7 separate regions of the Homo sapiens genome follow, and regions 2, 3, 4, 5, 6 and 7 are each linked to region 1. A link is an interaction called in ENCODE POLR2A ChIA-PET data of the cell type or tissue named here. Cell type or tissue: CD4-positive, alpha-beta T cell. All regions are shown on one strand. Region 1 holds the start of TRG-TCC2-1 (tRNA-Gly (anticodon TCC) 2-1). Region 2 holds the start of RBM8A (RNA binding motif protein 8A). Region 3 holds the start of LIX1L (limb and CNS expressed 1 like). Region 4 holds the start of ANKRD34A (ankyrin repeat domain 34A). Region 5 holds the start of PEX11B (peroxisomal biogenesis factor 11 beta). Region 6 holds the start of PIAS3 (protein inhibitor of activated STAT 3). Region 7 overlaps POLR3GL (RNA polymerase III subunit GL).

Evidence for each region. Peaks named below come from ENCODE experiments on the same cell type or tissue, not always from the same donor. Only the 100,000 strongest peaks of a DNase experiment are listed, where the experiment ranks them.
Region 2: POLR2A ChIA-PET joins it to region 1 with 28 read pairs; 22 of 35 experiments call an interaction of 5 or more read pairs at or near these places.
Region 3: POLR2A ChIA-PET joins it to region 1 with 11 read pairs; 24 of 35 experiments call an interaction of 5 or more read pairs at or near these places.
Region 4: POLR2A ChIA-PET joins it to region 1 with 82 read pairs; 28 of 35 experiments call an interaction of 5 or more read pairs at or near these places.
Region 5: POLR2A ChIA-PET joins it to region 1 with 26 read pairs; 22 of 35 experiments call an interaction of 5 or more read pairs at or near these places.
Region 6: POLR2A ChIA-PET joins it to region 1 with 64 read pairs; 27 of 35 experiments call an interaction of 5 or more read pairs at or near these places.
Region 7: POLR2A ChIA-PET joins it to region 1 with 52 read pairs; 30 of 35 experiments call an interaction of 5 or more read pairs at or near these places.

Annotation. Positions count from the first base shown.
Region 1 is chr1:146,035,975-146,039,974 of GRCh38, reverse strand. TRG-TCC2-1 (tRNA-Gly (anticodon TCC) 2-1) reads right to left here and starts at 2,914; the gene lies at 2,843-2,914. TRH-GTG1-1 (tRNA-His (anticodon GTG) 1-1) reads right to left here and starts at 1,931; the gene lies at 1,860-1,931. TRK-CTT2-1 (tRNA-Lys (anticodon CTT) 2-1) reads right to left here and starts at 574; the gene lies at 502-574. RefSeq lists silencers at 1-41, 424-593, 1,814-2,013, 2,754-2,943 and enhancers at 804-913, 442-1,108, 2,464-2,513. In CD4-positive, alpha-beta T cell, no CTCF peak of the experiment used is centred here; DNase peaks (open chromatin) are centred at 594, 1,824, 2,454, 2,884 and 2 weaker places; H3K4me3 peaks cover 3,532 bases; H3K27ac peaks cover 1,422 bases.
Region 2 is chr1:145,925,670-145,929,669 of GRCh38, reverse strand. It overlaps RBM8A (RNA binding motif protein 8A), which reads left to right and starts at 2,186. Exons shown (of 6, transcript NM_005105.5): 1 at 2,186-2,310; 2 at 2,593-2,652; 3 at 2,784-2,861; 4 at 3,052-3,188; 5 at 3,493-3,629; 6 at 3,743-4,000. The coding sequence starts at 2,244. The coding sequence ends at 3,788. It overlaps LIX1L-AS1 (LIX1L antisense RNA 1), which reads right to left and starts at 2,839. Exons shown (of 3, transcript NR_147182.1): 1 at 2,724-2,839; 2 at 2,201-2,606. RefSeq lists enhancers at 1,930-2,079, 2,320-2,369, 2,172-3,111, 2,051-3,250. In CD4-positive, alpha-beta T cell, CTCF peaks have their summits at 2,221 and 2,421 (motif pointing left); DNase peaks (open chromatin) are centred at 2,109 and 2,459; H3K4me3 peaks cover 2,146 bases; H3K27ac peaks cover 2,304 bases.
Region 3 is chr1:145,956,285-145,960,284 of GRCh38, reverse strand. It overlaps LIX1L (limb and CNS expressed 1 like), which reads left to right and starts at 2,268. Exons shown (of 6, transcript NM_153713.3): 1 at 2,268-2,649. The coding sequence starts at 2,358. ANKRD34A (ankyrin repeat domain 34A) reads left to right here. Exons shown (of 4, transcript NM_001039888.4): 4 at 1-844. The coding sequence ends at 16. RefSeq lists silencers at 2,214-2,303, 2,334-2,613. In CD4-positive, alpha-beta T cell, no CTCF peak of the experiment used is centred here; DNase peaks (open chromatin) are centred at 2,214, 2,744 and 3,184; H3K4me3 peaks cover 2,809 bases; H3K27ac peaks cover 1,693 bases.
Region 4 is chr1:145,962,815-145,966,814 of GRCh38, reverse strand. It overlaps ANKRD34A (ankyrin repeat domain 34A), which reads left to right and starts at 2,240. Exons shown (of 4, transcript NM_001039888.4): 1 at 2,240-2,631; 2 at 3,278-3,505; 3 at 3,847-4,000. POLR3GL (RNA polymerase III subunit GL) reads right to left here and starts at 2,125. Exons shown (of 8, transcript NM_032305.3): 1 at 2,047-2,125. RefSeq lists an enhancer at 2,229-2,398 and a silencer at 2,714-3,008. In CD4-positive, alpha-beta T cell, no CTCF peak of the experiment used is centred here; DNase peaks (open chromatin) are centred at 2,154 and 3,594; H3K4me3 peaks cover 2,799 bases; H3K27ac peaks cover 2,223 bases.
Region 5 is chr1:145,916,575-145,920,574 of GRCh38, reverse strand. PEX11B (peroxisomal biogenesis factor 11 beta) reads left to right here and starts at 1,858. Exons shown (of 4, transcript NM_003846.3): 1 at 1,858-1,942; 2 at 2,759-2,874; 3 at 3,557-3,758. The coding sequence starts at 1,887. It also overlaps the pseudogene GNRHR2. RefSeq lists enhancers at 1,123-1,222, 1,273-1,332, 1,713-1,812, 1,611-2,158, 2,159-2,705. In CD4-positive, alpha-beta T cell, no CTCF peak of the experiment used is centred here; DNase peaks (open chromatin) are centred at 1,034, 1,734 and 2,294; H3K4me3 peaks cover 2,282 bases; H3K27ac peaks cover 1,809 bases.
Region 6 is chr1:145,857,020-145,861,019 of GRCh38, reverse strand. It overlaps PIAS3 (protein inhibitor of activated STAT 3), which reads left to right and starts at 1,939. Exons shown (of 14, transcript NM_006099.3): 1 at 1,939-2,053. The coding sequence starts at 2,030. RefSeq lists silencers at 1,133-1,342, 1,813-1,902. In CD4-positive, alpha-beta T cell, no CTCF peak of the experiment used is centred here; DNase peaks (open chromatin) are centred at 1,139, 1,979, 2,289 and 2,539; H3K4me3 peaks cover 2,667 bases; H3K27ac peaks cover 319 bases.
Region 7 is chr1:145,977,528-145,981,527 of GRCh38, reverse strand. POLR3GL (RNA polymerase III subunit GL) reads right to left here. Exons shown (of 8, transcript NM_032305.3): 5 at 3,989-4,000; 6 at 3,677-3,750; 7 at 3,432-3,545; 8 at 2,680-3,167. The coding sequence ends at 3,081. Among named protein-coding and RNA genes, the nearest start is that of POLR3GL, 15 kb to the right of the region's middle. RefSeq lists enhancers at 1,263-1,332, 1,553-1,642, 2,093-2,232, 1,594-2,235, 2,243-2,292 and 2 more. In CD4-positive, alpha-beta T cell, CTCF peaks have their summits at 2,435, 3,635 and 3,838 (motif pointing left); DNase peaks (open chromatin) are centred at 1,127, 1,907, 2,437, 3,837 and 1 weaker place; H3K4me3 peaks cover 3,248 bases; H3K27ac peaks cover 3,552 bases.

The DNA.
Region 1 (4,000 bases):
GTCTGCCTTCGCCCAGTTGAGAAGCCCATCGTGGATTCGAAGTATGTGGTCACTACAGACACTAGAATCCCCAGATTCCTCTTTTCTTTTTTTTTTCTTTTTTTTGAGACCGAGTGCAATGGCGTGATCTCGGCTCACCGCAACCTCCGTCTTCCAGGTTCAAGCAATTCTCCTGCCTCAGCCTCCCGAGTAGCTGAGATTACAGGCATGCACCTCCACGCCCGGCTAATTTTGTATTTTTAGTAGAGAAGGGGTTTCTCCGTGTTGAGGCTGGTCTCGAACTCCTGACCTCAGGTGATCCGCCCACCTCGGCCTCCCAAAGTACTGGGATTACAGGCGTGAGCCACCGCGCCCGGCCCAGATTCCTCTTTTCTTGATGAATTTGGGGTGAATGGAGATGATTTCTGGAATCAGTTACCGTAAAAGGACAGTAGCCGCTGTGGCGATTTAGAAGTTCATGTTTCCATGGTAGCTAAGCGAGAGGGTTAAATAAAAACACAGCGCCCAACGTGGGGCTCGAACCCACGACCCTGAGATTAAGAGTCTCATGCTCTACCGACTGAGCTAGCCGGGCACTGATTACTGGCGTCTTCTTATATGGAATCATTTTCCACTGACGGAGCGGTTGTATGATCTAATTGCATATTATTGCGTGTGAAAGAAGTTTCAGGACCTAGGACTGGTGGACACGGCAGTAGCCTTTTCATAATAGCTTTTTGCCATGAAGGAATTCGGGGTTTAGAGAGCGATGGGGGCTGCAGAGAGCCAGGAAGTCTCGCGGAGGACTCGGGAATCACGAGTCCTGCCTGAAACCTTAGTGTTTTCCGCACATTCCTTCCACTGAGGGAACCTCCTCACCCACTTCAGAGGAGGGTGCGAAAGAGCCCAAGGAAACTCAGATGAGAGGCGCAAAGACCTCTCTGCAAAGCATTTTAATTCTCCATCCTGGAAGAGGCACTGAGTTCCAGAGTCACAAGGGAAGGGTTCTCTCCTCTGCTCAAGTGAAGGCCAAAAGAACAACCGTGGTCCCAGCTCCGTGGGCCTCCATATCGCTCTAAAGCTTCCCGCCTGGGCTGCTTAGCACCTTGGTGGGCGAGCCGCAGTGTGAGCCAACTGGAACTATTGTTGTTTGAGACAGGGTCCCGCTCTGTCGCCCAGGCTGGAGTGCAGTGGCGCGATCATAGTTCATTGCAGCCTCTACTTCCCGGGCTCAAGCGATGCTCCCACTTCACCCTCCCTAAGTAGCTGGGACCAAAAGCGCCCGCCACCATCTTAAAAATTCTTTTTCTGGCCGGGGGCGATGGCTCAAGCCTGTAATCCCAGCACTTTGGGAGGCCGAGGCGGGTGGATCACGAGGTCAGGGGTTCGAGACCAGCCTGACCAACATAGTGAAACCTCGTCTCTACTAAAGATACAAAAATTAGCTGGGCGTGGTGGCGGGCGCCTGTAATCCCAGCTACTCAGGAGGCTGAGGCAGGAGAATTGCTTGAACCCGGGAGGCGGGGGTTGCAGTGAGCCGAGATCGCGCCACTGCACTCCAGCCTGGGCGACAGAGCAAGACTCTGTCTCAAAAAAAAAAAAAAAAAAAAAATTCTGACATTGTGGGGAGGCGTCTCAAGCTGGTCGCGAACTCCTGGGCTCCAGGGATTCTCCCGCCTCCGAGACTTCCCAAAGCTGCTGGGATTACGTAATGGCGCGAGCCACCACGTCGGCCTGGAGCTATTGTTATTCACCGAATCTGTGGACTGCACTTCCGCGGGGATGCCTTAAGCGAAGGCAGAATTACAAGCATGTGTCACTCTTTTAAAAGTGTTAATTAAAAAAAAAAAAAACCGCCACCCCAGCAAGTTAGAACCACCTGCCGTGACTCGGATTCGAACCGAGGTTGCTGCGGCCACAACGCAGAGTACTAACCACTATACGATCACGGCGAGCCACTAACCAGGCGGCGCGCTACAGCTGGATTTAATGCCTCTTGAAATAGGAATGGCTATTTCGTGCTACTTTTATTTGGCCAGTCCCTGACGTCCGCATCAATCAATTCCAAACTTTTTCACTCTGCAACCTTGAAGCTCCGACACCTGAATCAGTTTCTTAGACTCTAAATCCCTCGATGCCAGCGATAGCACCACCCGCTCCGCTGGGCGGCGGCGGGCCAAGGTCCTGACTAGAGGGCAGAAAGCGTCAGCTGCAACCCGGGACCACGCCGCCTCTCGCCTCTCTCCTCTCACCTCTCTGCCTCCATTTCCCTCTTCCCCCTCCAAGGAATCAAGCTGCTTCGCCCAGGGATGAGAGGGGCAGCCTCGAAGGATTTTTCAAATTACATCTGCAGCCTGTACCACGGAATTGAGGTTTCTCTTCCCAGAATGGTGGAACCGGAAGAAAAACGGAGCTAGTGAGCTGGGGAGGGGATGAGAGCCCCGTCTTAATTTCTTGCTTCCCTCACAGGTACAAGAAGCGCTGTGTACTCTCTGGCATTGTGGGAGCTTGTGCTGACTTCCTCATCTTGACTCATAAATATATCAGAGCCACCTCTGCCGATTCAGAAAAACAAATCCAACCAGCCTCTATTTCAGACACTTCCTTAGACCCCTAGGAGAGTTATTGTTAACTTCCCTAGACCCCTAGGAGAGTTATTGTTTGGACGCCAGCGGCCGAACCCATCAGACGGGCTAGGCGCGCACGTGCAGTTACCAAAATACAGATGTTTACTGTGGGAGGGACAGACCATACTGGTGCAGACCTAGGACACAAAAGTGGTCAAAACTCTTTTCCTGTGTTCCCTACTTTGCTCGGTTTCCAGGCCTACTCAGTCTAAAAAGCTGAAGAGAAAAACTGACACTGCGTTGGCCGGGAATCGAACCCGGGTCAACTGCTTGGAAGGCAGCTATGCTCACCACTATACCACCAACGCATCTGAAATACGCTTGATTCCTTTAGAGTATCAGAACTAAATAATCAGGTTTGTCTTCCCGTTTATTTCTAGGCTAAGCAATTTAGACTGCAGGAAAAACCTACAAGAGGAAAATTAAAAGGAAGCTCTCTGGAATTTCTCCTATTAAAAATTCTGTAGTAGTATCTTGTTTCACAGCTTTAAGAAAAGTCAATTCTAGTTTCCTGGACATTTATTCCACACATGCGCAAAATTACATATGTACAAGACCGTATATGACAGCATTTTTTTTTCCAAAGAGCAAAGGGCTAGAAATAACCTAAGTGTCTATAATAGGAAGCTGGCTAAACTAATTATGGAAAATCCATACAACGGAATGCTATGTGCCAGAAGAAAGAATGAGGAAGTTCTTCATGTCTAATCTGTAAGTACTTCCAAAATATACTGTTAAATGGAAAAGGCAAAGTGCAGAAAGTGTGTATAGATTACTTCCATTTGTACAAGGGGGAGAGAATGTTTAAATATATATACGTATGTATATATGCATGTACTTGCATTTGCATAAAACATCTCTAACATCATGAAGAAACTTAACAGCGGTTACTTCATTAGAGAGAAAATAAATGGTAGAGGTGAAAGGTTTATCAGTTCTGCCCTTTTGTATATTTGAATCCTAAACCATGTAAATATATTACCTTTTCGAAAATCCAGTAATTAAATTGAAAGAAAATACGTTACTGAAGGATATTTATTTCCACTGCAAAGTGTTAGAAATACATTGTTAACCTTAAAAATAGCTGGTGTTGGCCGAGCATGGTAGCTCACGCCTATAATCCCGTCACTTTGGTAAGGCAGAGGCGGGTGGATCACCTGAGGTCAGGAGTTCGAGACCGGCCTCACCAATATGGTGAACCCCGTCTCTACTACAAATACAAAATTAGCCGGGCGTGGTAGCGCAGGCCTGTAATCCCAGCTACTTGGGAGGCTGAGGCAGGAGAATCGCTTGAACCCGGGAGGCGGAGGTTGCAGTGAGCCGAGATCGCGCCACTGCACTCCAGCCTGGGGCAACGACAGCGAAACTCCGTCTCAACAACAACAAAAACAGCT
Region 2 (4,000 bases), 110 kb after region 1:
GTCGAACTCGGCCGGGCGCGGTGGCTCACGCCTGTAATCCCAGCACTTTGGGAGGCCGAGGTGGGTGGATCACAAGGTACGGAGTTCAAGACTAGCCTGGCCAATATGCTGAAACCCCGTCTCTACTAAAAAAATTTTAAAAAGCTGGGCGTGGTGGCACGTGCCTGTAGTCCCAGCTACTCCGGAGGCTGAGGCAGAGGAATCGCTTGAACCCAGTAAGTGGAGGTTACAGTGGGCCGAGATCGTGCCACTGCACTCCAGCCTGGGTGACAGAGCGATACTCCATCTCAAAAAAAAAAAAAAAAAAAAAAAAATGAGGTCGAACCCAATATGTGAAAAGCTAGAGGAAGAGCACCAGGAACAGAAAGCTGCGGGGAGCAGTGGCTCATGCCTGTAATCCAAACACTTTGGGAGGCCGAGAAGGGCGGATGACCGGAAGTCAGGAGTTAGAAACCAGCCTGGCCAACATGGCGAAACCCCGTCTCCACTAAAAATACAAAAATTAGCTAGGTGTGGTGCCGCACGCCTGTAGTCCCAGCTAATCGGGAGGCTGGCGCAGGAGAAGCCTTGAACCCAGGAGACAGAGGTTGCAGTGAGCCAAGATCGCATCACTGCACTCCAGCCTGAGTGACAGAGTGAGACTCCGTCTCAAAAACAAAACAAACCAAGTTGCAAAAGCCCTGGGATGAGAAAGAGCACACCACAGTTGGGCGAAAGAGCAAGGAGAGCTTCATGGGTGAAGGAGAAGAACGGTGGTTGAACAGGTTGAAAACACAGGCAGAGCAGGCTTTGTGAGTTTGAATTTTTATTCTAAGTGCAGCAAAATGCCAAGGAAAGAGCCGGGTGCATGGTTACACCCCTGTCGTCCCAGATGCTTGGGAGGCGAGTTTCAGGCCAGCCTGGGTAGTATAACCAAACCCCTCTAACAAAAAGGGTTTTTAGGCCGGGCGCAGTGGCTCACGCCTGTAATCCCAGCACTTTGGGAGGTGGAGGCTGGTGGATCACTTGAGGTCAGGAGTTCAAGACCAGCCTGGCCAACATGGTGAAATCCCGTCTCTACTAAAAATACAAAAATTAGCCGGGTGTGTGTGTGTGTGTGGGGGGGGGCGCCTGTAGTCCCAGGTACTCAGGAGGCTTGGAGGGCGCCTGTAGTCCCAGGTACTCAGGAGGCTTGAGGCAGGAGAATTGCTTGAACCCGGGAGGCAGAGGATGCAGTGAGCCGAGACTGCACCACTGCACTCTTAGCCTGGGTGATAGAGCGAGACTACGTCTCAAAACAACAACAACAAGGATTTTTAGTAGGTATGTAACCAACTGATTTTTAAAATGATCACAGTACCTACTGTGGAGAATGAATTAGTGTCTCCTAATCGCTTTTTAAATTTTATTTTTCGTTTTACTCTTATTCACTTTTTTTTTTTTTTTTTGAGACAGAGTCTCGCTCTTGTCCCCCAGACTGGAGTGCAGTGGCAAGATCTCGGCTCGCTGCAACCTCCGTCTCCCGGGTTCAACTGATTCTCCTGCCTCAGCCTCCTAGGTAGCTGGGATTACAGGTGCACTCCACCACGCCCAGCTAATCAGCTTCCGTTTCTCGGGTTCAAGCGATTCTCCTGCCTCAGCCTCCCTAGTAGCTGGGATTACAGGCAGGGAGTTTTATATTTAAAAAAAAAATTGATATCTGTCTCACCAACCGTATTGCAACCAAGTCTGTTAGTTTCCTGAAGAGAAATTTGGTGCTGCAGGTTCCAGAAGCAGCTCTTTATGCCCTCACTGCTGATCAAACTATTTTTTAAAAACGCTCCTATCATACACCACGCTGCCTAAAGACAGGGTACAGGCCTGGGATTTTTGAAAGAAAAGGGTTTCTTCAATTACCATTTCCCAGTTTGGGATGAAGAGACGTAAAGAAGCCCTCTAATAAGGAAATTACGCCGGGCCTCACTGTTAATAGTACAGTATTTATCAGCAGCTGCCGCGGTTAAGAGGAAGCCACGGCCCCCTGTAGTCTGTACCTCCTAAGATGGATGATTTAGCTTGCGATCTGTTCAAGATGGCCACAGAAACACTTCCGGTATCTTTCCGCACTAGGCCCGCCCCAATTTGCGTGTTTTTACCGTGCAGAGGGAGGGATTTAGAGTTAGCCTTTGATTGGTCAGCTTGACTGGCGACCTTTCCCCTCTGCGACAGTTTCCCGAGGTACCTAGTGTCTGAGCGGCACAGACGAGATCTCGATCGAAGGCGAGATGGCGGACGTGCTAGATCTTCACGAGGCTGGGGGCGAAGATTTCGCCATGGATGAGGATGGGGACGGTGAGGACAGTGGAGACGGCTGGTGGGAAGCGGGGAAGGTGCGAGAGAAGGCTATAATAGGAAAATTTACTCTTTTTTCCTCGGTCGTAAGGATGGGAATCGAGGAACCGGGTCTTGGGTGGATTAGAGATTCCGCCCCCTTCAGGAGAAGGGAGGGCGTGACCGGGAAGGCACTAAGACTGGAGGCGGTGTGGGTCGGCTTGCTGGTAGTGTATTGGGAAAGAGACGATTGTTACAAATGACTGTCATAGTTACTTATTCTTTTATCTTCTGGGGTTCCAGAGAGCATTCACAAACTGAAAGAAAAAGCGAAGAAACGGAAGGGTCGCGGCTTTGGCTCCGGTGAGTGTGGGGAAAATGGGGTAGAGTGGCCTAGTAGGGCAGGAGCTACGGGTTTTGGAGTCCCCACCCACCTCATAGGAACAATGGGAGAAAGGAGGAGTTTTCGGTGATCTCGTGTATGTCCCTTATAGAAGAGGGGTCCCGAGCGCGGATGCGTGAGGATTATGACAGCGTGGAGCAGGATGGCGATGAACCCGGACCACAACGCTGTGAGTAATAATGGAACCTGTGAGGTATCCGTGTCTGTGGTAGTAGTTAGAAACCAATAAAATAGTTAAACGCAGTAGGAATGGGTTCAGAGATAGCTTAAACAATCTGAGTCCGCACTCACTCTATTCCTGTGAGCCTGCTTAAAGTGTCTCTCATGTACTCATACAACTTCCCCCCGTCCCCCAACAGCTGTTGAAGGCTGGATTCTCTTTGTAACTGGAGTCCATGAGGAAGCCACCGAAGAAGACATACACGACAAATTCGCAGAATATGGGGAAATTAAAAACATTCATCTCAACCTCGACAGGCGAACAGGATATCTGAAGGTATCCTAAGTGACACTTTATTGCCTCCTTTCTTTCATAAGCCTTAGGTAGCATTCGTAGTTCTGTGTTTGCTGTGGTTGGCCAAGAGCAAAGTTGAAATAAAATGACATTGGAAATCTATGTTTTGTCAGACACGCCAAAGAGACAGAAACGGAGATGATGTATATATACAGTAGAGATATATGATGTACATTCATTGTTTAAAGTGTGTAGATTTTTCTGAGTTTAGATTTGAGGAAAAAGATACTCAGTGATACTTGGGGAAATAGGAGGGTTTTCATATCTGTCTTTTCACTTTCCCCAGGGGTATACTCTAGTTGAATATGAAACATACAAGGAAGCCCAGGCTGCTATGGAGGGACTCAATGGCCAGGATTTGATGGGACAGCCCATCAGCGTTGACTGGTGTTTTGTTCGGGGTCCACCAAAAGGCAAGAGGAGGTAAAATGAAGAGGGCAAATACTGTCTGGGTGAAGGGAATACGAACGAAACAGAATGAGGACTTAGTATTATGTCCCTCTAATGGACTCCTCTCCCTGCTTCTTTTTCCCTAGAGGTGGCCGAAGACGCAGCAGAAGTCCAGACCGGAGACGTCGCTGACAGGTCCTCTGTTGTCCAGGTGTTCTCTTCAAGATTCCATTTGACCATGCAGCCTTGGACAAATAGGACTGGGGTGGAACTTGCTGTGTTTATATTTAATCTCTTACCGTATATGCGTAGTATTTGAGTTGCGAATAAATGTTCCATTTTTGTTTTCTACATTTAATGTTACTTTCCTGTCCTAAAATTGAAAGTTCTAAAGCATAGCAAGG
Region 3 (4,000 bases), 80 kb after region 1:
GGAGCCAGGGCGCTGAGAGGAGTGAGAGGAGCCAAGGAGGGTGGGGATTAGGACCTTAATGGGATAGGTGGGAGAACCAGCTCACACACACACCACGAACAAAGGGATCTCTTGCATGTGCTCATGGGTGCACAGTGCACCCACACATGGTTAAACATGTGTCCATAAGCACAGTACTCTTATTAGCAAGAAAGAATAAGTACTCTATTTACTGGGTATATACACACATGTATTCATGCCCTGGTCATTTCACATGCATATGGGATTACTTGTGTACCTACAGGCACAGCATATCAATAAACACACAGGGCTAGGGTCCCAAACTCTCTTGCATTTGTTCAGAAGCAGTAGGGAACCCTTACTTATGGGCAGTCTCCGATGTCTTTGCCCTCCTGCAGAAGCAATCCCTTGCTTTCCATGTATGCCCTGAAACACAGCCTATCATGATTTTGCACACTCTCTCCGTGGACATCCCAGCCCATTCTGCAGGTCTTGCTTCTTTCTCCAGGCCTGGCTCCTTATTCACACCCTGCTTCTAACCCCAACCACTTTTCAGGATATCTTTTTCACTCTTCTTGGGGGTTCCTGCAGCAACCCCCAGCCTCAGTTCTGCTGCTGTCTTTACTGCTCTCAACTTCACTTCTCAACTTCCTGCTTTTTATTCCCACCCTGTTCCTCCAACAACTACAACAGATTGTCTCATTTTCCCAGGGGGTGGGTCATGGGCTCTAAGCTGCTCTTCTGTCTGTCTGAGCTTATGAACACCCCCACAGGTAGAAGTGGGGAGAAACCCTAAATCACTCCTCTCTCCACTTGACATATCAAATAAATGTGTTCAGAAGTCTCTGTTTTGTCACTTCTGCCTGGAGGTGTGGGTATGGGGAATGAGGAATGGGGAGGGAGGGTAACACTAACTTATAGCTATAATTATCCAAGGGATACTTAGCTGTTCCAGCCACCTTCTTTCCAAGAAACCAACTTTTCTATAGAGAAAAGGCAAGTGTCCTGTGTCCTGAAGATTTTAAGGCATTTGACAGGATTTCATTTCCTCCAGTTTCCTCTATGTCCAACCTTGAATTCTTTAAGGTTCCTACAAAGAGTTCCTCCCTCCATCATCAGCAGATATATCCCAGTAGATTAACTGTCTCCTTTTGAAACTTCCTATTTCTTGACTACTCACAGTTTTTATTCAGGGTCTAATTTTCATTTCACCAAGTGTGTTTCTTCTATTTTCTTCTACTTCTGGCCTCTATTTCCCCATCTTTGATTTCTGAGCCACTGTAGGAGAGATGGGGGGAAGCAGTTAATATAATCTCACCTAAGCAAAAATGGCCTGGTGACCACATGATAAAGGGTATGTAGAGTGTGTGTGTGTGCATGTGTGCAAGTGTGTGTGTGTGTGCAAAGTAATCAGAGGAACCCAGTCTGACATATTATACCAACAAGGGTAATTTTCTTAATTCCCCCAACTGGACTTCTCAGTTTGCTAATTTTCTGCATGTATCCTAACTCTTTCTCACTCTAATGGGAGGCAAAGAGACTTGCCCATCCCACTCTCTCTTATTCCCTTCCTCTACTTAGAATAAGTGAACTCAGAAATTTACCCAACAATGTGGCATAGTAAAAAGATAAAAATATTGGGAATCAGAACACCTATGCTTAAACTCTGAATTCCACTTTGCCATCTCTTAGCTATTTAATTTTGGCCATTTTTCTAGCTTCCCTCAGCATCTGTTTCCTTATCCCTAAAATAACAAAATCTAGTTAGTGATTGTGATTGTAAATAAGACATGCACTACAGTACATTGCATAGTTTATGTTCATTAAATGTCAGTATCTTTCTTGCCTTAGCTCCACCACCAATTGCATATGATGTTGGACAAGTCGAATTACTTCTCTGAGCCACAATATCCTCACCTGCAATCTGTGAAATGAAATGGTAGGACAAAATGATCTCTACTCTGTCTGCAATCCTCCCCAATCTTGCATCTAGGCCCATTTTTTTCTTCAAGCCCAGCCCCAAGATTCTGTCCTGCTTTCTAGTGCTTGCCACAGGACTCCCAAAGACGCGCCGAAGCTCTGCGTCTGCCTTTCAGAGGATACGCTTTTTCTCTTTGCAATTGGTTCTGAGAATCCCCACCCTCCTCAATAATTTGCCTATGGCGGAGCAGGAGCCCTCCAGCTCCCGCCCCATCACTGGTGATTGGCATGGGACCTAGCTCGTCCCCGCCCCCACTTGACTGAAGGTTCGGCCCTGGCACCGCCCTGAGTCCCCAGGCGCTAGCTGACTGGGGTGGTTGGGACCGTTAGCTCGGCAGGCTGGCAGGCTCCGGGGCGCTACTCCATTGGCGGCCGGGATGGAGACTATGCGAGCGCAGCGGCTGCAGCCTGGTGTGGGCACCAGCGGGAGGGGCACTCTCCGAGCGCTGCGGCCCGGAGTGACTGGGGCCGCGGCCGCCACCGCCACACCCCCTGCGGGCCCCCCGCCTGCCCCGCCGCCTCCCGCACCGCCCCCGCCGCCGCTGCTCCTGTCTGGGGCCCCAGGACTACCCCTGCCCCCCGGCGCCGCCGGCAGCCCGGCAGTGCTGCGAGAGGCCGTGGAGGCCGTGGTGAGGAGCTTCGCCAAGCACACGCAGGGCTATGGCCGAGGTGAGTCTGCGGGTCTGGCCTCCTGCGCGACACCCTCTGTAAGGGAGCCTTGCTCCCACAGTCCTCCGGATCGCTTTTCCTGGCGTGGAGCCCTCACATGCATTTCCTTTTGGGGAGTTTCCTTCTGGGCTACGCACACGCACAGACGCACACACTCATACACACGTTTAAGCCTCCTACCTCCTCCCCTTTACTGAGTTATTAATATATTCTCCAGGGACTCTTTTTCAGATACAATCCTCTTTTCTTCCTAAGCTTTTCTCCTTTAGAAATGGAATTCCTCCTCCAGCTTAATACCTTAACATCTCTCTGCCTTTGAGAACCAGTCCTCATTGTGTGGGATCCTGTCTTTTATTTCAGATCCAATTTCTCATCCATACCCTCTCAGTCTTTCCTCTGTGATCTCTGCAATTCCTGGACTCACCTGTTAATTTGCTCCAGCCCCTTAACCTTGACTGTTAAATTCTTTACTTACTTACCTTCACTCTGAAATTTCAGTGCAACTTCAGATTTACTGGGGAACTAGGTAGTGCCTTCACAAGTCACTCATAGTAATTGTGTATTTAAATCCGGACCTGTACCACTGAACTCACAGCAGCTTCCTGTGGCTCAGTACCTTACTTTGGTATCTTTTTTAGTATGGAGACTCACAACTCCAGCCTTTCTGTCTGGCTGTGTTTTCCTGGCCCTTGCCCAGGAACTGAGGATAAATCCCAGGCCTTGGCTCTTTCAATGTTAAATTCTGTGGAAATGTGCCAGGTTAGAAACTCTATTTCAGTTAGAAAACTTCGTTAATTTCTGGAAAGAGGGATGTGAGGGTTTTCTTTGTTGTTTTCGTTTAACTAGGGTAGTTTCCTGTCTGAGTTTGAGTTCCAGATTTATAGTGTAAGTAATAAGGAATATATAGTGAAGGGTGTGGAATACAGAATTTAAGCCTGGAATTTACAAGACATCCCTTCTGTCTGCTTGGCCAGGTCCTGCCTGACCTGGAAGTGACTATATCTTTAACTTTCTGTTTAACAATAATACAGAGAAAAGTTACAGGGCTTTTCTGTAGATTTTCTTTTTTTAAGAAAGTTTAGTGAAAAGAGCACACACAGGCTTTGGAGATCTTTGTCACTTACCAGCCAAATCTTTGGGGAAGGGACTTAATTTCACTGAGCTTCAGTTTCTTCAAGGGTTACAATATGGATTGACTGAGACATTGCAAATGACATATAACCTAAAAATGATTATTATCTCAAATTTGTTGGTTCATAGTTCCTTAAGTAGAACATGCTTCACTTTTTCCCACTCTTAAATCCTAATAATGTAAACCCAAAAATTCCTATGAAAACAGATTTTTAGAGCC
Region 4 (4,000 bases), 73 kb after region 1:
TTCTTTTTATTTTATTATTTTTTTTTTGAGACAGTTTCACTCTTGTCGTCCAGGCTGGAGTGCAATGGCGCAATCTCAGCTCACCGCAACCTCCACCTCCTGGGTTCAAGTGATTCTCCTGCCTCAGCCCCCCGAGTAACTGGGATTACAGGCATGCGCCACCATGCCTGGCTAATTTTTTTTGTAGTTTTAGTAGAGATGGGGTTTCTCCATGTTGGTCAGGCTGGTCTTGTACTCCTGACTTCGTGATCCACCCGCCTTGGCCTCACAAAGTGCTGGGATTACAGGCATGAGCCATCACGCCCGGCCTCTTTTTTTTTTTTTTTTTTTTGAGACAGGTTCTTGCTCTGTCGCTTAGGCTGAAGTGCAGTGCAGTGGCAATTTTGGCTCACTGCAGCCTCGACTTCTCCAGCTCAAGCAACCCTCCACCTCAGCCTCCTGAGCAGCTGGAACTACAGGCCTGAGACACCATGCTTGGCTATTTTTTTTGTAGTTTTTGTAGAGACAGGGTTTTGTCATGTTGCCTAGACTGGTCTTGAACTCCTGGGCTAAAGTGATCTGCCTACCTCAGCCTCCCAAAGTGCTGGAATTACAGGCATGAGCCACCACGCCCAGCCAGAAATGGCTTGCTTTTAAGAATGCTACCAATTCCACTGTAAAAGGACAGATTTCCTTTTTTTTTTTTTTTTTTTTTTTTTGAGAGGGAGTTTTGCTCTTGTTGCCCAGGCTGGAGTGCAATGGTGCGATCTGAGCTCACTGCAACCTCCGCCTCCTGGGTTCTAATGATTCTCCTGCCTCAGCCTCCCCAGTAGCTGGGATTACAGGCATGCGCCAACACGCCCAGCTAATTTTTGTATTTTTAGTAGAGACAGAGTTTCTCCACGTTGGTCAGGCTGGTCTCCAACTCCCGACCTCAGGCGATCTGCCCGCCTCGGCCTCCCAAAGTGCTGGGATTACAGGCATGAGCCACCGTGCCCAGCCATATTTCCCTCTTTTACAGTGGAAGTGTGGAATGCATTTCCTTTAGCTATATATTTCTTATTTAGAATATTTGTAGGATATTGACTAAAGAACAGGTATCAAAAAATTGAATGATCTACAAGAGAGATAAGAGAGTTCCCTTACTAAAGATGTTTACATAGAAGCTGGGTAAAAATTTACTACATAGGGTTTGTAAGAAGGATGCATGGCTCTAGTAGAGGATTCCCTATGATCAGCATGATTTAGCATTGTGTCTGGCATATAGTAGGTGCTCAATAAATATTTATTGAATGAATAAATACATCATTTCTATGGGCCTTTCCAAACTTGAGAAATTGTGATCCATAAAGCCTCCCCTCACCATTCCAGTTCTCCTTGCTTTCTTCCTTCTCTAGATTGTAGAAACAATTATGAAACACTAATATTATGAACCACTAATTTAATGGCTCTTAATTACATACTGTATTGTCTTTTATTGTTCCCTAGTTATGTTAGGAGTTTAAATTCTGCCTCCCCAAAAAGAGTGCTAGTTACCAGAAATCAATTCTATTTAACTAACGTTTATTGGGCACTATATATTAACTACTAGCACCTGTCCTACAAAACCTTCTATTCTAAAAGGCATAGAAACGTTAAAGAGAGACAGTGCACTAAGTGTCCTAATAAAGGTATATACAAAACGCTATCGTAGACGGGGGAACAATTCATTTTGCAAGAAAGGCGGCCCAGGAAAACTACAGGTAGCATTTCAGCTAGTCTTCATAGATAACAGGAGTTTGTCAGGCTCTTGGGATAATATTAATAGATTAGGGGGAAGTTGATGCTATAGCAAAGACAGATACAAGAGGCTGTCTCGTTTTCTGCTTTAATGTCTCTCCCCATGCGCGATAGAAAACTGCCATTCTCTAGTATACAATCAATACAGAAATGGAAGCCCAGGGGAGAAACGGTAGGGAGCCAGAAGGGGGCTGATCCAACAACCTGACGGAAAGCGTTGTCTATTTCGCAGCCTGGCCGGGGTGAACAAGTTTGGCAAGTGTCGGACCGAACCAGGTCAAGCCTTACCTGCTGCCCCTCCCCAAAGCGGAGCCCAAGCCGCGACCAACTTGAAATGTACTGGGCTTCCTCAAGTCGGTGGCGTTCTAAGCCCGCCTCCCGGAGCTCCCTATTGGTGAGTTTTCTCGGCCAATGCAGGAGAAGCCGAGGAGGGAAGTCCGCCCTCTTGAAGCCTAGGAAGAGAAGGAGGGAGGGAGCGAGTACGCCCGGAACCGAAGCTTGCGAAGCGGGTCGCAGAGAGAGATGGGCGTTGCAGAATCAGCTGGGGTCACTTATTTCCGGTCTCACTCCAGATGAAGGAGCCACTAGCCGGCGAGAGTTCACCGAGGGAACGTGACACTCATATCTCATCGAGGGACCGTGTTGAGGGAGCCCCTACAGAGAGGCCAAAGGAGGAGAGGGCCTACGGAGAAATGAACCTCTGTAAAAGCTGCTCTTTAGGGATCAGTCTTTTTGTGACTCTAGCTTCATAGCTTGGTCTCTCCATTACTCCAGCCTTCCTTTCAATCATACACTGCCTCTCTCCAGCACCACCAATGGATACTTCTTTTCTAAAAATGTTTTTCTGTGGGTTGCTGCCGTGTCTGTGAGAAGGTGGGCAGAGGGTTCAAGAAAGGAAGGATTTGGGATCAGCGTACCAGGGTTGGGGAGACAGGGCAGGAGCCCAGCTTTTTCTGCATTTTCCACTACTTTCCACTTCCTGCGAGCTCCTTGGGAAAGCCAGCAGAGTGGAAGGAGGAGTCCTATTTTCACAGAAAGCAGAAACAAGGGAGAAAGGTTCAGAATGGAGATGAAATCTAGGAGTTAGTCAAGAAGAACATCCCAGATGTCAGAGAAAATGGCCTGTAGACTGGGAGGCTGTAGGTGTAGTGGCAAGCTCCCAGTCTTTGCCATAGGACAGAAACATAGCTGTGAAGCTTTGGAGAGCTTGCTTAACCTTATTAAGTCTGTTTCCTCATCTGTAACAAGAAGATGATAGTTCCTATCTTATAAAGTTGTGAGGATTGAAAATAGTGTATGTAAAGCACATGGCACATAGTTGACACGTGTCCAAGAAATAACTAGTAAAAATGGGTAGCTTCCTGCAAATATTTCTCTCTCTCTCCCATCCCCGGGAACATTATTTTCAGTATCTTGCATCTGGGGGGCCTCCAGCCTCTGAATTAGCTCAGGACCCTGAGTGAACTTTTTAAATCCTTAGGATTTTTCTTTTTCTCCCACTTCCCTTGGTGCCTTCCAGCTGGACACAAACTCATTCCTAAAATATGTGGATGGAAGCTATGGTAACCATGGAGACAGGGCAGGTGGCAAGGAGAGGCAGAGACAGTGTGAGAGACCAATAGACAGATAGGAAGAGAGAAGATATAAGGAATGTTTCAGACAGAGATCGTCAAGCAAGATGGAAAAAATAAGACGTCTAAGCAAGACTGAGATTAAAGAGATGCAATGTGAGAGAGTGTATTACAAGGTTCGCTCTTCTTCCTGCCCCTGTCCTATCTCCCTGCCCACAATAATACGGGGTGGAGGCACCTGGAATGTCCCTTGCCTTATCTAAAAGTGCTCCCATATCCACCTTCCTCATACTTATCTAAGAGGTCTACATAAGGGAGCTGAGGTCCAAGTTTCTCTGCGATGGGTGTTCCGTTTTTGAGAGATGGGGCGGGGGTGTATCTGTGTCTGACTCCAGGCTGGACCGTGATCTCCTTCACAATTAAACTACAGGAAGAAAGCCACATCTCTTGCCTCTCTTTGCACAGTATGGACACCGGCTGTGGATCCAAAAAGCCTTTCTACACCTTTCTTACACAGTGTGCCATGTGCCGTGTATGGCAGGTCAGGTCTGGCGCACAGGAGCGCACAAACACACCAAGTGCGGAGAATGGGGATCTGCTGAATCTCAGCGAAGAATCTGGATGATGGTCCCTGTCTGGGTCGCGGAGGAGTCCCCTAAGGAACACTTAGG
Region 5 (4,000 bases), 120 kb after region 1:
AAGGACATGAACTCATCATTTTTTACGGCTGCATAGTATTCCATGGTGTATATGTGCCACATTTTCTTAATCCAGTCTATCATTATTAGACATTTGGGTTGGTTCCAAGTCTTTGCTGTTGTGAATAGTGCCGCAATAAACATGTGTGCATGTGTCTTTATAGCAGCATGATTTATAGTCCTTTGGGTATATACCCAGTAATGGGATGGCTGGGTCAAATGGTATTTCTAGTTCTAGATCCCTGAGGAATCGAAAAGGCAGGCTCTTAACAGATGTAAATTAACATACAAATAATCTTACAGAAGAGAGAGCAGAGGTAGCAGGGTGCGGTGGCTCACGCCTGTAATCTCAGCACTTTGGGAGGCTGAGACAGGTGGATCATGAGGTCAAGAGATGGAGACCACCTGGCCAACATGGTGAAACCTCGCCTCTACTAAAAATACAAAAATTAGCCGGGCATGGTAGCGGGCGCCTGTAGCTTCTCGGGAGGCTGAGGGAGGAGAATTGCTTGAACCCGGGAGGCGGAGGTTGCAGTGAGCCGGCAAAAAAAAAAAAAAGCAAGCAGAGGCTTACTCCCTGAGAATTAATGGCTAATGGCCCCCAAGCGCACCCTTTAACTCATGCTATGGACCCAAATCCCTGTCCTGCCCGGTCCTGAGTCCTAGGTCACTCACCTGGGGGAAGGCAAGCAGGAAACTAAGTCCCCAGGCTGCCCCCAGAAGTTTCCTTACACCTGAACGGGATCCAAGCGGGTTGAGTACTGCTGCCTGGCGGTCCAATCCAATGACCACAGGCAGGAAAGCTGCAGAATACGTGGCCATTAGTTTCAGGAACATCAGTGTCCGACATGCGATGTCCACAGCCAGCCATTGAACAGTGATATTCCAGGTGGCATCTAGGGGCATAACCACAAAAGTGACTAGTAAGTCGGCGGCTGCTAAATGGATGAAGAGTCTCCTGACCGGAGAGGGGCGGAGCTGGCTGGGTTCCCGCCGTGTCACTGACCACAGGACTGCCAGGTTCCCTCCAGCCGAAGAAACAAACAGCACAATGGTCACTCCCACTCGGACCTTGGCTGCTGCCGAGAAGGTGGGCAGCTCTGAGCCCTCCACCTCCACTCCTGATCCAGCCCAGACCTCCTCCCCCGCTGCTGACCCCAAGGGGTGCCGTTGCCTGCAGACATGGTGGCCTGGAGAGAAACTGAGGAGGATGAAGTGTGGGTATGAAGCGGTTAGCTTTGGCCACTGATTCTTCGCCCTCCTTTTCAGGATCTGGAGCTGATTATTGCGAATTTCGTTCACTAAAGCCTCTGCTTCTGGAGACTCTCCATCTGTTCTGGAGGAGGTCACTTGTTCAACTGTCAAGGTTCTGCAGGGAACGAAGATCTGGTACCAATCACGCTCCTTTTTCCTTGGACAGACCAGCCTGGGCTTCAGGCCTCTACTGACCTAGACCTCTTTAGCCCCTACAGCCCTGGATTCAGTCGGGGCCTGCGTGCATGTGTATTTGTGAGGTTCTGCCAGGCGCACACCTATGCCGGCGGCCTCCAAGACGTGGAGATCACTGCGGCGCTTTCTCGCCCCGCCCCGGCCCCTGCAGGCCCCGCCCTTGGTCATGAATATTTAAAGAAGAAGGTGCCGCTGGAGGCGTGCTAGGGAGTAGGGGTCGTCTGATAAGGGGAAGCTGTGACGCAGACACGCACAGTAATACACAGATGGAGGCTCAAAAGACACGAGTTTCGCGTCCTGAAATTCCGCTTCCAGGGCCAAGCTTTCTTTTCTGATACTGTTTGTCCCTCGCGAGGCACCGTTGGGTCGCGCAGTAGGCGTGACTAGGGGCGGGAAGTGGGGCGGGAGCAGGGCCGCGGAGCCTGGGCTGCGGCTGTCATGGACGCCTGGGTCCGCTTCAGTGCTCAGAGCCAAGCCCGGGAGCGGCTGTGTAGGTGCGGCCCGAATAGGAATGGGGGTGGGGCGGGGGAGGGATGGACAGAGGAAGACTCTAGTGAGGCGAAGTCAGTTTAGGCTACAGGGGGGTCAAGAAGGGTCAACTCCGGCTACGGGGGCCCGAACGGACCGTGAGGCGCAGATTTGAGCCGCTGTTGAGATGATTCCTTTCCGTTCGCGGAAGAGATGGGGAAACTGAGGCATGAGTGGGCCAGCGGGGAGGCCGCTCAGGGTTGCTGTGTCCACATAAGACCGACAGTGTCCTCACTGGGCGGTGATGGAATGAGGAGCATTCGCCCCACGGTGGATAGCCCCAGACTCTGCCCCCAGAGCTGAGGAGGCACTCCCAGTTTCCGTGTCCCCACACCGTGCTGCCATTCGGGAACTCCCCTGCCTCCGCCCTGGCGTTTGGTCTCCATTCAGCTAGAGGGCCTTGAAATCTCTCAGTTCACCTATTCTGAGGAATAAAATGCCCTCCAACTGTCTGCCTCCCCCTCATCGATCACGTACATGCTCACGCTGATGTGCTTGTGATGGACCCCTGCGGCCTGCACTGGCCCCTTCAGGCCTCATCATTGTCAAATCTCTAATTTGCTCAACATTCAATAGTGCTCCCCACCCCTTTCTAGACTCTTTTTTCTCCTTATGCCTTTCCCTTCCTCTGGCCTGGAGAAATGGTGAGATATGGGCATGGAGGAGGAAGGGGAGTGTTCTCAAACTGGGAAAGGGGGAAGTCTGTCTGTGCCTTTTGGAAGATAGTTTTGAGCGGAAGGTTAGGGAGGTCTCCACCTTACCTTGCCTGCCCTCTCCTCTAGGGCCGCCCAGTATGCTTGCTCTCTTCTTGGCCATGCGCTGCAGAGGCATGGAGCCAGTCCTGAGTTACAGAAACAGATTCGACAACTGGAGAGCCACCTGAGCCTTGGAAGAAAGCGTAAGTAACTCTGTCTTTCCTTTTATCCCCCAACCTTTCCTCCATCCCCAGCTCACCTTCCTTTGTCCCTCCTTCCTGTACCCTCTCTGTTCTTCTTTCTCATTTGGCTCTGCACTTACCCTCTGCATGAGTCCAGTTGAGATAAGAGAGCAGGGGTATGGAAGTAATTAGGCGGACTGGAGAGAATGGGTCAAGTTTGAGAAAACTAAACTGGCACAAAAATTAAATTTGAAATTGAAAAATGGACTGTTTCTGCTCTTTATTTTTTATTTTTTTGAGACAGAGTCTCTCGTCCAGGTCAGAGTGCAGTGGCGCAATCTTGGCTCACTGCAACCTCTGCCTCCCAGGTTCAAGCAATTCTCCTGTCTCAGCCTCCTGAGCAGCTGGGACTACAGGTGCCCACCACCATGCCGGGCTAATTTTTGTATTTTTAGTAGAGATGGGGTTACACCATGTTGGCCAGGCTGGTCTCAAACTCGTGACCTCAGGTGATCCACCCACCTCGGCCTCCCAAAATGTTGGGATTACAGGCTTGAGCCACCATGCCCAGCCTGTTTCTGCTCTTTAAAAAAATTGTCATTATTATTGCTCAACTTTTGCCCTCTTGCTTTCTCTGTTTCTGTTTCTTGTTATCTGCCTCTCCACTTACAAATCCTTGCTTTCCCTTTCTAATCTCCACAAGTTCTACGCCTGGGTAACTCAGCAGATGCCCTTGAGTCAGCCAAAAGAGCTGTTCACCTATCAGATGTTGTCCTGAGATTCTGCATCACTGTTAGTCACCTCAATCGAGCCTTGTACTTCGCCTGTGACAATGTCCTGTGGGCTGGAAAGTCTGGACTGGCTCCCCGTGTGGATCAGGAGAAGTGGGCCCAGCGTTCATTCAGGTTTGATATCCTGTTCTCCTTTAAGATTTTTTTTTGTAGCCTCTATATTGCATAGCTTGTCTTATATGAGGGAAAGATATCTTAGGATCTTTCCAGAGTATATAAGTCTTGATCAGTCACTTGGCTTCCAATCACTTAGATCTTAAACTATCGGAGAATATCAAATGGGGAGAGATGGAAGACAGATGCTCTTCCATAATGAATGACTAATATTGTGCAAGGTAAGATATTATATCACTTTA
Region 6 (4,000 bases), 180 kb after region 1:
TGGCACCTTCAATCTTTGGCCTGGGTAGGGTCTTATGAGGAGGATTATACTGAAGGCTTAAGCTAAATAAAAGGATTTTTCCTATTTATTAAAGCCCTTTTTTGGTGTGCTGATTATAGGTTTAACATGTCTTGTCTCTGCTGCTAGACTGTGAACTCCTGCAAGGCTTTTATGTCCTCAGCACCTAATGATCCCTGATAAGCACTCAAATATTTATTGAACAAATTGCAGCCAACTATAAAATGCTGTGAGTTTCTCAGTATGTAGTGCGGGTACATTTCCCTTAAGTTGGTATTTTCTGGGTCAGGCGCGGCGGCTCACGCCTGTAATCCCAGCACTTTGGGAGGCCAAGGTGAGGCGGGCGCATCACGAGGTCAGGAGTTTGAGACCAGCCTGGCCAATATGGTGAAACCCTGTCTCCACTAAAAATACAAAATTAGCCGGGCGTGGTGACGCAGGCCTGTAATCTCAGCTATTCGGGAGGCTGAGGTAGGAGAATTGCTTGAACCCGGGGGGCGGAGGTTGCAGTGAGCCAAGTCGCGCCACTGCACTCCAGCCTGGGTGACAGAGTGAGACTTGGTCCCCCCCCAAAAAAATAAAAAAATAGGTATTTCCATGGATACAGAAACAGATTTAATTTGGTGCCTGCATGTGAGTGATCAGCTTGGTTGGGATGGGGCCTCTGGAGGGTCCAAGGCTTTGGAGGAAGGAGAGTGGGTAGGCAGTTCAGAGAGGGACAGAAAGATCCCTTTTGTGGGTAAGAAAACCCCTCTGTTCATCTTCAGCTACACCAAAGGTATGGGGGCTCTGGTGGAGGTATTCTGCACGTGTATCTAGGGTAGTTACTGTTAGGTACACTTTGGATTCAGTACCCCAGGCTTTGCCCTAGGGAGGGACAGTTGTCATTTCAAGGAAGACTGCTTTATACTGTCAGATACCTGGTTCACACCGGCTTAGCAGCAGTGTGCCACCACCCCAATCCCATACGTAAGCGTTGAGGGGTCACAGAGGTAGTGAGAATGATGGGATCCAAGGATCTCGTCTCTCCAGATCCACTCACACCAGGAGTTAATCTCTCCAACGTCGAGCTCTGAGTCCCTCCCTCTCTCGCCCGAGCTCCGCCCCCCTTCCCTCTTGGCGGTCCTGGCGGGCTTCCCCTGGAGGGGGCGGCCCCAGCCCGAGCGCTAGGCCGGGCGGAGCTCCGGCCCGGGCGGAGCCGCGGCCGCCGCGTCCGGCTGCTGGACCGAACTTCTGCCGTGCGGACAGCAGGAGCAGCGCCGAGCCCCATTCCCCCACCTCTCCAGCTCGCCCTCTGAGCCTCCCGAGCCCTCTCTCCATTTCCCACAATTGTGCTGGTAAGTCCCGCTCCCCGCACCAAACTTTTTTTTGCTGCCGAGTTTGAGTCCTACGATCGGACCACGAGCTGCACTGTAGTTGGTGTATGGGGGAGGAGGAGAGGGTGAATTACTGAATGCCGACTCCACGGCTTCCCTAAGACGGATCAGCGCTCGCCCATTTCCCGAGTTGGAAGACCTCTCGATTTTAGTTGATTAAACTTATGCAGAGATGGAGATGAGGGTTTGCGCTCCAACTTCGCTACCCCCTCCCCCATTTCTCTGAGCTCTAGCAGTTCCCGATACTTTCCCTCCATCTTTCAAGTATCTTTGGCTCCCTAAAAGCTTGTCCCCTCCCAACTCTGCCGTGGCAAAGCCCCCCTCCACCAGGCACTTCGGGCCCGCCTCCTCCCCGTTGCCCTAGGGACCCCGCGATCTTGGGGGCCATACACTCCCTCCGGGGCTACGCGTCCTGCCAACCGGCCGCAGACGTGTAGCTGCTGGGTCGGCTGTGGAGGGAGGGGCTCAGGCTGGGGCTTGTCCGAAGCCAGGCGGGCGGGGCCGGGAAGGGGAGGTATAGGGGGCCGGACTGGGCGGAGCAGGCGGCATTTGCGGCCGGCGCCAGGGTGGAGAGTTGTGCGCCGGTCCCTGGGCCTGAGCTCCGGCTCCGGCTGGGGCGCCTGCGATGTCTCAAGATGGCGGAGCTGGGCGAATTAAAGGTACCGGCCCCCTCCCCCCATCCCCATCTGGACTCAGCCCGGCGGTACGCCGTGTCCGGGAAGCGACCGAGACTGGGTGCCGGGGCTCGGGTGGGCGCCGACGACGTGGCAGGCACGAGCTGCTGAGGATGGGAGAGAAGTAGCTGAGAGCGAGGAAGGGGCTGCGGCGGGGCTCCGGGGGCGGGGCTGCGGGGCAGATGTAGGGGTGGGGCCGAGGGGAATTGCAGCTGTTGGGGGCTGAGGCGCAGGGGGCGGGGACGAGGGGTAGAAGTCGGATTTAGTAGTAGGGGCGGTTGTTGGGGTAGGGCCAGGGGGAAAAGGTGCTGTAGAGGCACTGGGGGCGAGTCGATCAAGGCCAAGAGATGCAACAGTAGGGGGCACATGCAGGGATGGGACCGCGGGGCAGACGTAGGGGAGGCTCCGGGGGAAAGGCAGCTGAGAGGATAGGGTCTTTGGGGCTACTCTCGGGATCCGAGCTTTGGGAAATACCAGTAGGCTGCTGAGATGCAGGGGGCGGGGCTGTGCGGGCCGATACCTCGAGGGGTGGGGCAGAAGCATCCTGGAGGCTCAGAGGAAGGTCCTGCCGTAGTGAATCGCGGTGTTTGGGAAGAGGCAGAGGCATGTGAAACTATGGGATAGAAAGGTGGGAAGTTATAGGGGAAGCTAATGGAGAAAAAAAGACAGGACAGAGGAGATAAGGATGGGGAGAAAGAGGAGCAAGTTTCTCATCACATTCCATAAAAGGGGTCCAAGACAAAGCCTCCTATGAGAAGAATTGTGTAGGGCTAGCAAGCCCTGCACATGACAGGATCTCCTAGAGATTCACAGAAGGGAGTCTTCTAAGGAGAGCGCTCCCCTCCTGCTACATAGAGTTTGGAGGGTGACCACATCTGAGGACATCTCATAGAACCTCAAACTACCGAGTTCATCCGCCTGCCTCCTGGTTTTCTTCTGCCCTTTGAAATGGGAGCTATGGTCCTGGGAAGGCTGGAGGTCTAGCCACTGGGCCCAGCTACCTTCAGGGGATTTGCGATTCTGTGCCCTGACTCAGAGGCTTTTCCTTCATCCACCCAGGGTCTCTGTTTAGAGCTCTGCCCTCTCCTCTTCCACCCCTATAGGGGGGCGCTGTAAGTTGTAGAGGAGTATTAATTTCTCTGTGTAGGAGAGATGCCAGATTATGGTTCCTGGCAGATAGAGTAAACAGGCAGGATACTTGGACTCAGTGATTCACTGTTAATCTCCCCGACCCAAGTTTTGGTCCTGTTTCCCTTCCAGAAAAATAGGACTAAGTTGTGGGGAGGGGGTGGTTATATAAACGATTCCAAGAAAGGATCTGGGGAAGTTATGAGCATTGAACCCTGACCTGAAAACCCTGGCCACAGAAGCTTCAGAGGCTTGGGGGAAATAGCTGAGGTGAATTAAGGTGGTTGGGAGGGGTGGGCTGAAGGGCACAATCCTCCAGCCACCTAGCCCCTTTCTTCCCGTGGGGCTGTCTGGCTTGAATCCTCTTGTCTCTCCCTCCTTCTCCCTGTCTCCTATCCTGTTCCCAGGAGGCTGGGATGGGTTTGAGAGTCTGAGAAAGGGCAAGAGAGGAGATAAGCAGCTTAAAGCAGAGTCCAGGGATGGAGGCGGGAGGCTGCATGGACTCGGAGGTGTGTCTGAGGGTGGCTTGCTGTCTGCCATTCCCTGCCCCACTCTGGCTGCTTCCAGGCCTGGGGAAATAGTGTTGCTCAAGCTCGGGGGTGGTGGTGATGATGCTGACCTGATGGTTGCTAAAGTGGGACTGAGATGTCCCTTTGGATAGGTCGACTACCTGGCAGTAATCCACTAGCTGCGAAGCATCATCTTTCCCATCAGTGCTGGAGAGAAAGGCACTGCCCACCTGGTAGCTCAGCCCATGTCTTGGCAGGGCAGGCCTGTGCAAGGGAGGATGCTCAAGCTTCTCTG
Region 7 (4,000 bases), 58 kb after region 1:
CCAAAAGCTGTGGGATTACAGGTGGGAGCCACCATGCCCAGGATAGGATTCTTGACAGAGAACCTACCCTGCCTGGGGCCAGTGCAGCCCAGGCTGTGGACATGGCAGCAATCTGTTCAACATAAGCCCTATCAGGCGAGTAGTACTGGGCTGAGCAGCACTGTGTAAGTCCTCTGTAAATGTTTGCAAGCAGGCGCTGGGCACGGTGGCTCACGCCTGTAATCCCAGCACTTTGGGAGGCCAAGGCAGGCAGATCACAAGGTCAGGAGTTCGAACCAGCCTGACCAACATGGTGAAACCCCGTCTCTGCTAAAAATATAAAAATTAGCTGGGCATGGTGGCGTGCGCCTGTAATCTCAGCTACTCAGGAGGCTGGGGCAGCAGAATCACTTGAATCCAGGAGGCAGAGGTTGCAGTGAGCTGAGATCGTGCCACTGCACTCCAGCCTGGGCAACAGAGTGAGACTCCATTTCAAAAAACAAAACAAGACAAAACAAAAAAAGTTTGCAAGTATGGCCTCAAGCCCTAACCTCTCAGGGGTTCTTCCAAAGTGAATAGGAGCCGTGACCCTGTTTACTAGGTCTTGGGCTTCAGGCCTGCCTGATAGTACCTATGGAAAGTAGGGGAAAGGTTGATGGAAACAAGTCTAGCTCATGCCTGGAACCACTTCAGAATCTGGGAAAGCTGCTGGGTCCTGTGTCCCTGGCTTTGTCCAGCAAGGTCACCTGCAGACAGGGCAGAGTCCAAGAATAGTCTGATCTTCCTGACACTTTGAAGTAATACAACTGATCTCAAGTGGTCACTCCAACCTTTGTCCTCATTTCCCCAGTTTCATGGGAAAAGGATGTGTGTGCATAGGATGTGTGCTGCTTTTCCAGAATCTTCTTTGTTCCCACTCTTTTAAGTTCCCAGGCTGACATTGTGGGCTTTATGGGGTGGCTATGCTCCCAACACAGACACATATAGTTGACCAGGTTAGGACTTGGTGTGTGTATGTAGGGAACAATGCAAAAGGAAAATTTTCAATAGCTTTTACTTTTGTTTTTGCTGATCTCTCCCTAGCTATAATCACAGGCTGAAGTACAGCTATGGGAAACCCGTTACAGGTCCCCTATTTCCTTCCTGCCACTCAACACAACACCTCAGGAGGACTAAAAAAAAAACACATCAATCATCATAAATTGCTCAATGACTCTAGAATGTTCTGTTTCTATTCCTGTTTCCTTCACTGCTTCTACTCTTTTCTTCTTTTCTTAGAGGCGGGTTCTTGCTTTGTTGCCCAGGCTGGTGGTGCAATCATATAGCTCACCGCAGCCTCAAACTCCAGGGCTCTAGGGATCCTCCTGCCTTAGCCTCCCTAGTAGCTGGGACTACTAGGGAGTGCCACCACGCTCAGCTATTTGAAATATTTTAAAATATTTTTGTTGTAGAGACAGGGACTCGCTTTGTTGCCTAGACTGGTCTCAAACTCCTGGCTTCAAGCAATCCTCTTGCCTCAGTCTTCCAAACTTCTGGGATTACAGGCTTGAGCCATGGCACCTGCCATTGCTTCTATGTAAACACTAACTAACACACCCAAACTAGGCTTTTAAGGTGCTTTCCCTCAATGGAGTCACAGTCTTTCTTCATTCTTTACAATGGGGTCAGACATATTCAACCTTAGATTGACAGTCTCTATCACTTGATGCTGTAGGGAATTCAGTCGGCCTGCCTGAATGCAGTTGGGGAATTTTTTGAAGGTTCTTCTATACCCCATCTTACGGCTTTCAAATGCTCAGCAGGGTTGCTATGATAGCATGCCTTCTTATTCAGTTCCTATTCTGGACACGCAGCTTGCCCGTGACTGTTGCATGTCAAGTGGCTGGAACCAATCAGCTTATCTAAGGCTTCCTCAGAAGCCAATCAGAGCCTCGGAAAGTGACCTCACCCAAGGGAGAGCTCTGTGGGCGAGAAAGCATCTCTCAGATCTGTGAGTGTCCCTAAGTCACTCCCTTCCTCCCCACCCTCCTTACTTCCTGTAAAACAACACCACACCGCCTACCTCCCTTCCCCCAAAGAAAGGGAGTGAGAAAGGCTAACTAAATTCCACAAAGGGAAGAACCAAAAGAGAAACTGCAACTCAGCCACACACTGGTTTCTGTAACTGGAGAACAGGATATTTAGGGGGACTTGCTCTGCACAGACATACCTTTCAAAGTGGCATCTCCAGAGTCTGGAAGAGGAGGGAGTATGGTGAATAAGTCAGCTCCTCCTCCCTCCTCATACCTGGTTTTCTTGCCTTTCCCCACAAAAATAGCTGTAATCATTTTTTGTAAATAAGGACAAGATCAAGGTCAAGTGTGGGAAAGACAGGACCTATGTCCTTGTGAACATGTGTGAACAGACACAATCATGTCCTTGTGGCCTGAGGACCAGAGGCTCAGAAGTCAGCTGTACTGCAGGGGGCGTAGGCTGTTCTCTACAATTTACTTTGCATTGCCCTACAGATGAGGCCTTGAATATTCCTTGGCTGGGCTCGATTGTGAATATGTGTCCCACCATGGGGGTAGAAGGGAAGGGACAAAGGACAAGCGGGCTGTAGGGCTGTAACCCTCCAGTGTGTCACACCAGACCCGGCTTAGTTAAGCATTTCCTTCATTCCTCCAGCCCTCTGTCACCAGGCCTCACCCACAACAGAGAGACAGATAAAAACACTTTATTTAAAAGTATAAAACCAGGCTTACTCCTTCAAACTGCTCCCACCCCTAATTATCTCCACAAAGAGCTATATAAATTGGGCAGGGGTATGTGTACAGTCATCTCAGCTCTAACAACCCCAGTTCTTCTTTCAATTCTCCTTTCTCCCTTCATACAATTGAGATGTTTGTCCTTTGCACTTTCCCCAAGATAGCAAAGGTGATACAAATGTGGAAGGAGGGGAAGTGTAGAAAATAAACTGTCATCATCCTCTATTCCCATCTCCAGGGAACAGACAGATTATATGAACTCTGACCAAATGATTTGCTTGTCTGAAGAAACAAATAATAGGTACAGTTACTCTCTGTATCCTAAAGAAAGACACGAGGGTCCAGAGTCCTTCTTCAGTATATAGCCTCGTCCATATTGTCATCACTGTCACCACCAAAGTCCTCTCCATTGTCAAAATATGACATGATGTAATCAGTTTCCTGAAATGGAAAAAAAAAAAGTAAAAGTCAATTTGGCATTCACCTTCCTTCCTGTGTACCAGACCCCTTTCCTCTCAGTCACACCATTCCAGGCCTGAGACATCTCTTCCAGCTGTAGTTTGTAGAAGGGGGGCAGATGAAGTAGAGAGAAGCCCCTACCCTGGGGGGCACTATCTCTGTTGGCATGCCAACCCTCTGAGGAGAGCAACCCTAGTATAAAGAGGGTAAAGGGAGGGGGACTAAGGTGGAAGGAGTCCCCTTCACCTCTTCATGTTCTTCTTCATCATACTCTTCTTCTTCCTCCTCTTCCTTCTCTTCTTCTTCTTCTTTCTCCTCATCCTCCTCTGAAGTTACTTCTTCTTCCTTCTTCTCCAGGGTCTCATGTGGGGATGAATAGGAATAGAAACTCAGGTTCAGTTCACAGAAGGGAAAAATTGAGGCACACATGGGCCAAGAGAGAGGGAATGGATCCAGGGCTCAGGAGGTCTCTATGCACACTTCCTCCTCACCTCTAGTTTCTGTATTGTTTCCTCCTTATCTTCTGTGGTCTTAGGGGGCCTCTTGGGGAGCAGAATTGTAATCCCTGGTGGAGGGATCAAAAGGTAAACCTTCAGAGAGCAAATTTTGCCAGCTTTATAGCCCATCCTCATGCAAAGAACATGTCACTCTGCTGCCCTCATGTGGCCACTATGACATCTAGCAACAACACTTGGTAGATTGGGTATAGGAACTGGGATGGAAGGTGAGACCAGCAGCAGCCTCGGCCCTCAGGCTGATGAAGGAAACCTCTCTTCTCCCTCCTTTTTTCCAGATACACTCACGTTCCTTCTGTA